3 separate regions of the Homo sapiens genome follow, and regions 2 and 3 are each linked to region 1. Evidence: read pairs that join two places in POLR2A ChIA-PET (ENCODE). Cell type or tissue: HepG2. All regions are shown on one strand.

Region 1 (2,500 bases):
AGAGAAGGGCTGAGGTTCTTTCTCCCCCCAGGGGAAGAAGTGTCAGGTGAGGGTGGTCTGGAGGTGGCTGAGCTGTAAGAAGGAGGAGTACTCAGGCAGGGGCTGCCAGGCAGAGACCCAAGACCCAGGCCAAGTGGCTTTCCTGCTGTTCTGGGTTCAGAATGACACTGCCCTGGCCCCCTGGGGCTTAGGGATGGGGTGATACCTGGTTCAGTTTCGTAGTTGGGGCTGTGGAGTGGAGGAGAGGGTGTGAAGGGCCCTGTAGCCACAACTGGAGGTTGAGGTGGGCAAACAGGTGTGTCTGCCTGTCCCCTCGGGGGTTTTCCCCCCTAGCTCAGAAGGCCATGCCTCAAGTGGCCCTGCATGAGAGGTCCCAGGTGGCCTGCCGGAAGGCACACAATTTATTTGGCTGCCTAAGCCTGATGACTTTGTGGCTTTTTGAACTGGAGGCTCTGGCAAGTCACTGCTCTTCTCAGAGCAGTTTCCTTTTCTGTAAAATGGGGTGGTGATAGGGGCGATGAAGTGATTTGAGTCTATGAGAGAAGCGACCTTTGGACATTTTCTGACCTTCTCCCTTCAGTCATAAATTCTGCTAGGTCTGGGTTTCTGAAAGAGCTACCAGCCAGTGTGCCTTCCTGTCCGGGGGGGCTTTGTAGGGGGTGCTCATTAAATGCTTGAATGGATGAATAAATTAACACCTACCTTCATCCAAGGCCAGTGCCTGAGCCTGCCCACCCAGGGGAGCTGGTTTGAACTTCCTCCTCTTTCTTCACAAGCAGAGCAAAGGTCAGGGCCTCTGCCAGAGCCTGGAAGATCACTGGGTCAAGTACCTATGGCCCTGACCCAGACCCTAGGGTCTGCACAGACTCTGTGCAGCCACAGCGCGGTGAGATGCCTGGCTTCCAGACCACCTGGTTCTGCGGCTCATTCACCATCTGTTGGCCTTGAGTGAGGCTCTTAGTCTTTTGGAACCTGTTTCTCCATCTGTAACATGGGGCTGACATCAGTTCTGCCTCCCCAGCAGGGCTGTTAGGAAACGCAGAAGAAACAGCAAAACAGCAGATAGGAAAGCAAGTTGAAGGATTTAAGAGTGCTGTGTAAATTTAGGGGCAGGAGAGGCAGAACCAAAAAAAAAAAAAAAAGGTGGGGGGGGAAATTCCCTAGGACCCAAGAGTCACGGTAATCCCCAGATTCTGTCATTGTTATTCCGACCTTTGCTTCTTTGCCTGATCCATCCCTGGGAGAACAAGGCCATCAGGGTTGTTGACAAGTCCTGCGGGTCCAGCCTCCACCCACACAGGTGGAATTTTCCAGTTCGTTCTTTTGCAAATATTAATCAAGGCCCTGGCTGGTCAACAGTGGATTCATTGTCTCGTGAAGAGTGAGCCGTTTCTGGCACATACTGGCTGTCTCCCAGGGCCCCTGGTGGTGAGCCGGAGCTGGGAGAGGAACTGTTGGGAGCACTCCTGGCCTCGGTGCTCCCTCAACCCCATGTTCTGCTCCAGCTGGTTAAGCTTGGCAGGGTCAATTTTAATGCCTGCTTTGAGGGAAAGACCCTGAAGCCACACTGAGGGCTTGCACCCCACTGTTCCCAGCAGGGCTACAAAACACATTTTCTCTGCTCTAGTAGGAGGGGCTGGCCCAGGAAAGCCCGCAGACTCAGGCTAGGTGTTAACTCAGCGTTAATCCCACTCCTCCTGGTTCCTAGGAGAAACCCCTTGAGGTCACATACATGTGTTCTGTTCATGGCTGTGGTCCCTGTGCCTTGTCTCCTGGGTACTTGCATTGATTTTTACATTGTTGTTATCACACTGGGGTCTCAAAGAAAGCCTCGGATGCAGAGGAGACAGGTACTGTTGTCGTTCTCTCAAAGCTCCATCTGTAAACAGGGGTGATGAAGTTAGCCTCATAGGGCTGCAGGGAGGATCACCCTGTCACCCTACGTTGGGCCGTATGTTGGGCACATGCAACAGGATCGGTGGTATATTTTTTGATCCATGATACTTGAATTTATTTGTTATTAATAATATATGGGTCGTAGATGTAGCATCACATTCCACACTTTATGGAGGAAGAAACAAGATGAGTGAGGCTATGTAAGAAGAGGGAGGATGAAACTCAGGCCAGCTGTGAACTTGATAAAATCACTATGTGGTTTGGTTTTAGCTTTGCGCTTTTCTTTTTTTCTTTTTTCTTTTTTTTTTTTGAGACAGAGTGTTGTCCTGTTGCCAAGGCTGGAGTGCAGTGGTGCAATCCGCTCACTGGGCTCAAGCAACCCTCTGAAGTAGCTGGGACTACAGGTGCACACCACCATGCCTGACTAATTTTTTCTTTCTTTTTTTATTGTTTAGAAATGGGGTCTTGCTATGTTACTGAGGCTGATATTGAACTTCTGGCCTCAAGCAATCCTCCTGCCTTGGCCTCCCAAAGTGCTGGGATTACAGGCGTGAGCCACTGCGCCCAGCCTGTGAGTTTATTTTATAACTTTATATTTGTGATT
Region 2 (2,500 bases), 360 kb after region 1:
CTGGAGTGCAGTGGCATGAATTCAGCTCACTGCAACCTCTGCCTCCGAGTTAAGCAATTCTCGTGCCTCAGCCTCCCGAGTAGCTGGGATTACAGGTGCACACCACCATGCCCAGCTAATTTTTTGTATTTTTAGTAGAGACGGGGTTTCGCCATGTTGCCTAGGCTGGTCTCGAACTCCTGAGCTCAGGCAATCTGCCCACCTCTGCCTCCCAAAGTGCTAGGATTACAGGCATGAGCTACCGTGCCAGGCCATATTTCTGAGTTTTTTATCCTTCCAGATGTAGCAACTTCCTAAATGTTTAAGGGGAGCCACCACTGCATCAAGCAGACAATGTGCTGATGCACTATGATTAGTAGGGCTGGATATAAACCTCAGGAAACATTTAATGGCAAGATGTTATAAGAGGGCAATCTACAAGGCAGGACACCCTGTCCATAGCAGAATCTTCTTGCCTTCCACCAGAGACCAGGCCCTACAATCCCATGTAAGACTCCTGATTATCCTGCTGAAGCAAAGTTCACCTTTTTACCCCTGGCATCAAGGTCCTCTGCAATCTGGCCCTAACCTAGCCTTCCAGCATCCCTCCCTGCTGGAACTTTCCACTCAGACTCACTGTTTCTCACACATACCTTATGCCATTGCTAATTCTTAAGCCACCAGATTGCTTCTTGGGCACATGAGTCCATGTGGACACGGTTAAATCTCCTGCATGCCTTTTGATATCTTGACGTTTGGAATTGAGCTGGGCAATTGCTCAATGTGAACAATGATTCTACACTTTAAGGAACTGGGGACATGATCTTTCCAAGATAAAAGGGCTTTTCTTTCTTTTCTGGTCTCCTAATGCCACCTCAGGTCACGTTCCACTGTGTGGAGCCCAGACAATTATCATGCTGTGGCCAGAGATGTTTAATTGGACTTTAAAAGATGAGAAAGCAGCAGGGAGCTGATTGTCAGCTCTCTGACAAGACTGTGCCGCATAGGTGGCCAGCAGCACAGAGGAGGGCTGGCCTGCCCAGTGTCATGACTGTCTCCACCCCTGGGGCAGTGAGGTTAGGAGAGAAGGGCAAGATGTAGCAGTGGCAGGACAGCCTTCAGCAGACTCAGTGCCAGATTGTCCTATATCCCGTTTCTACCCCAAGAACTGTGCTCACTCAGGGGGCAACAAAGACTTCTTTTTTAAAATTACCCTTCTTCTTAAGACAAACTTCTCTAACCCTTCATAGTAATAATTTATTTTTATAATGGGTTTTCATCTCCATGCAACCCTTTAAGCCTCTGAGGTAGGTCAGGGAAAATATTAACACTTCCAGTTCATAAAGGAGTAAACTAGATTCATTATGCTGGGATGTGAGTTTGCCAAGGTTATGCAACTAGTAAATGGTTAAGCCAGAACTGCAGATCAGCTGTCAAAGATCACTGATGCAACAGCAGATAAAAGCCATTTCAAACAGGACAAGTATACTACTCCACCTCCTGCTTCTTAATGCTATTCCCTGAAGAAAAAAGATCCCTTTGTTCTGACAAGTGTGTGGAGAGCAGACTATGCCCTAAAGGCTAATTAAAAAACAGAGGTTCCCACATCCACCCTCCATCCTGGGATTGGACTGGCAGAGACTACACAGAAACACAGACATTTCCAGACAACACAAGGCTATCTATGTGCTCCACTGCATCTAGGCACTGGGGAGTTCCTAGGTCCATGAGAAAGCTGAGAAAGCTACTGGCTAAGGAAGAGAACCCCTGGGTGCTGCTCTGAACAGACGTCATGCAGTGTGGCCATGAACCCAGATCACCTGACTCATTGTCAAGATGAACAGGGCTCTGGCAGGTCAGATCTGCCACTGGATATGTGAAGGGATTCTTTCCCATTATTTTTCTTTTTTCTTTTCTTTTCTTTTTTTTTTTTTTTTTTTTTTTTTTGAGACAGGGTCTCATTCTGTTGCCCAGGCTGGAGTGCAGTGGCAAAATCATAGCTCACTGCAACCTCAAACTCCCAGGCTCAAGTGATCCTCCCACCTCAGCCTCCCATGTAGCTAGGACTCCAGCCACACACTACCACTCCCAGTATTTTTTGTGTGTGTTTTTTTTTTTGTAGAGACAGGGTCTCCTTATATTGCCCAGGCTGGTCTTGGACTCCTGGCCTCAAGTGGTCCTCCTGCCTGGGCCTCCCAAAGTATTAGGATTACAGGTATAAGCCACCACACCTGGCCTCACATTATTTTCCTCAGAAAGATCTGAAATAGGAGAAAACTTTGAAAATTAACGTATTTTCCTTCTCTTGAACTTTAAAGCTGCCACAGCCCTCACCCTCAATTGTAAAGGCTTGAGGATGTTTTCCGGAAACTATGGAGAGTAGTTTAAATTTTCAACCCTTTAAAAAGTTGAAAGCTATCCTTTCAACACTGCCTGTGAACAAGTTTTCATTTTTCTTTCAGTAGAATCTACAAATCACTAAAAAAAATATAGAGGGCATTTCCCCAAGCAATATAGAGGG
Region 3 (2,500 bases), 670 kb after region 1:
ATGACACAGGGGCACACGTACACACACACACACACACACACAGAAACACACATGCACTCACCGGCTCTCACATCTCAACAGATACCCGGGCCCACACAGACCACACCCGACCACATAGGCTCCACACGCACGTGGAGTGCCACAAGCTGTGATGTACACACTGGCACAGAGATGCTCCAGGCAGACACAGAAACAAACATACAGTCCTGGAAGGACCCCACATCCCTGACTAGAGTCTGGCACCATGAAGTCCAAATGCAGCTTTTTCCACCACAGCCCCCAGGCACAATGGCTGGGGAATGGAGGAGGGGCAGAAGGGCAGCTGGTGTCAGGCTAGGCTGGGCCTTTCCACCCAGGGAGACGAAGAAAGTCCCTCTTGATCCAGAGCAAAGTCTAAAGTGTGTAAGGGAAGGAGTGGGCTGGTCAGGCACATCACTGGGCAGGCCTCCGCCCGCCCGCCCACCTGCCTGCAGGGCCCTGAGGCTATGGTGGAGGTTGAAGGTCACAGGTGGCAGTCACAGGCCTGGCGCGCAGGGGGAGGGGAGGGCTTGAACCTATGTTGGTAGGGCAGCAAGCCGGGCACCCCAGGAGCAAGTTCCTTGAGCTCCAGGCTCACTGTGCAGAAACCGAAAGAGAGGTTGAGCAATTCAACCAAAGCCACAAAGCCAATGGGGCAGACCCAGGGGGAAGTGGGGAGAGAACTTCCAGCTCTAGTCCTAGAACTGCCCATCTGGCCTCCAATGGGGTGAGGGTATGTGTTTGGAGATGGGAACAGCTCCTCCATCAGCCCCCAGTACAAGAGCCCTACTCCTTAGCCCTTCTTTCTCCCACAGAGTTCCCACGATTTTCCAGATGGTTTACCATTGGAAACAATCGTTTTGTGTTTGGGAGAAGGCAAGATGGCCACCTAACCCTTTTGCCAGTCATCCCCAGGATCTGGGCAGGATCCACATGATGCTTCCCCACTTTGGGGATATTGAGAAAGCTGGGAGAGAGGCAGGACCATCCCGCATGGTGCGCCATCCCACAGCAGGCAGCGGACAGAGGAACCGGCGAGCTTGGACCTAGACAGGCCTAGCTCAGATCTGCTGCCTGGGTGCTCCGCGATCTTGGCCCAAGTGCTCTGGTGTCTTCCAGACTTCCTTGGAAAGTGGGAAAAGAGGCTCTGTTAAGCCCCCCAGCCGCAGGGTGCCCTGTTCTGGCCTGAGGCTCTGGGCAGAACTGGGCTGAAGCAGGCAGCATGAGTCCACTGGCAGAGGCTGGCCAGCTACTGCCCCTCCCGGGGCTCCAGCCTCCCTGTCTCAACAATGGAGACCTCTAAGCTTTCTCCAGCCCTGACACTGGAGGACCCTGGGATCCTCCTCCCACCCCAACAACCCCAGCCCACAACCTACACCACGCAGACATCTGATCTAGCCTCAGGCCTTGGCGACTGCCTGCTCTGCTCTGCCTGTTTACCCAACACGGCCATAGACATGATCCAAAGCTTCCGGAGCTGTTGTGAAAACAGCGGCTCAGCCACCACAAGCCTGCCCTCCTGGGTGCCTTGGCAGAGACCTTTGAGGGACAGCCATCCCAGTCCTGTTCGTGGGCCTCTCAAATGCTCCCCCACCCCTTAGAAGGCCTGTTGAGCCCTCTCCTCCCCAATCCTGGCTTTAGGCTCCCGTCTCTACTTTGGGCCCAGACCCTCCTGAACTTCAGGCTTGTGGCCCCACCTGCCTCCCTGGCTTCACCACATGAATGACTCCAGAAGAGCTCAAGCCTGCCCACACCAGTCCCCCGCCGTTCCCCTCCCAGCGCTCCTCATCCACTAGGAGTGCACGAGCTCAGGCAGTGGCTCAGGCCAGACAGCTCCCCCTGCTCCCCACACAATAAGGCCATCCCGTCTGCCGCTGCAGCCTGTCCTCAAGTCTCAAATCCTCTTCTCCCACCACCACCATCCCCAGGCTCTGCACCTGTCTTCTGACTGCTCTCCATCCTCTACCCCGGCCCGACAGTCCCCCTGTTCCAGCCACCAGACGGGGCTTTTCAGACAGATTTTGTCACCCCCTGCCCAAGCCCCCAGTGCCTCCCATTGCCCCTCTGACAAGCCCAGACTCCTCCCCTCAGCCTGCTCCATGCAGCCTGCCCCCCGCCACCCCCCTCCCCATCACCGTTACCTCCCTGACCTCTCGGGCAGGCGCTGCCTTTCCCTCATTCCTGTGCCCCAGCCACGCTGACCCCTTTCAGTTCCCGAAGCAGCCAGTTCCTTCCCGCTTAGGAGCCTCTGGGCTTGCTGTTCCGTCTTCCTGCTCCACCCCACCCCACACAGTGGCTCCTTCCCATCGTTCATGTCTCACAGGACACCACACCCCGTGATCTGCCCATTTCACAGACGAGGCAAGTGGGGAACGGTCCAGTCCCTGGCTCAAGTGTGCACAGCCAGTAAATATTGAGCAAGGATTCAACCAGGGTCTGTCTGATGCCTGCAGAAGTCCTGCTCCTAAGCCTTCAGGATACC

Evidence for each region. ChIA-PET counts read pairs that join two places held together with the same protein. Peaks named below come from ENCODE experiments on the same cell type or tissue, not always from the same donor. Only the 100,000 strongest peaks of a DNase experiment are listed, where the experiment ranks them.
Region 2: POLR2A ChIA-PET joins it to region 1 with 11 read pairs; 1 of 35 experiments calls an interaction of 5 or more read pairs at or near these places.
Region 3: POLR2A ChIA-PET joins it to region 1 with 6 read pairs; 1 of 35 experiments calls an interaction of 5 or more read pairs at or near these places.

The regions. Positions count from the first base shown.
Region 1 is chr3:53,841,831-53,844,330 of GRCh38, reverse strand. All of the region lies in intron 1 of CHDH (choline dehydrogenase), which reads left to right. Among named protein-coding and RNA genes, the nearest start is that of CHDH, 3.3 kb to the left of the region's middle. In HepG2, a CTCF peak has its summit at 1,424; a DNase peak (open chromatin) is centred at 1,300; H3K4me3 peaks cover 1,811 bases.
Region 2 is chr3:53,477,516-53,480,015 of GRCh38, reverse strand. No RefSeq gene overlaps it. Among named protein-coding and RNA genes, the nearest start is that of CACNA1D, 16 kb to the left of the region's middle. RefSeq lists a silencer at 900-1,194. In HepG2, no CTCF peak of the experiment used is centred here; DNase peaks (open chromatin) are centred at 1,065 and 1,545; H3K4me3 peaks cover 948 bases.
Region 3 is chr3:53,168,480-53,170,979 of GRCh38, reverse strand. The region is part of intron 2 of PRKCD (protein kinase C delta); the gene reads right to left. Among named protein-coding and RNA genes, the nearest start is that of PRKCD, 8.5 kb to the right of the region's middle. RefSeq lists a silencer at 659-708 and an enhancer at 1,905-2,500. In HepG2, a CTCF peak has its summit at 1,815; DNase peaks (open chromatin) are centred at 419, 1,449 and 1,799; H3K4me3 peaks cover 219 bases.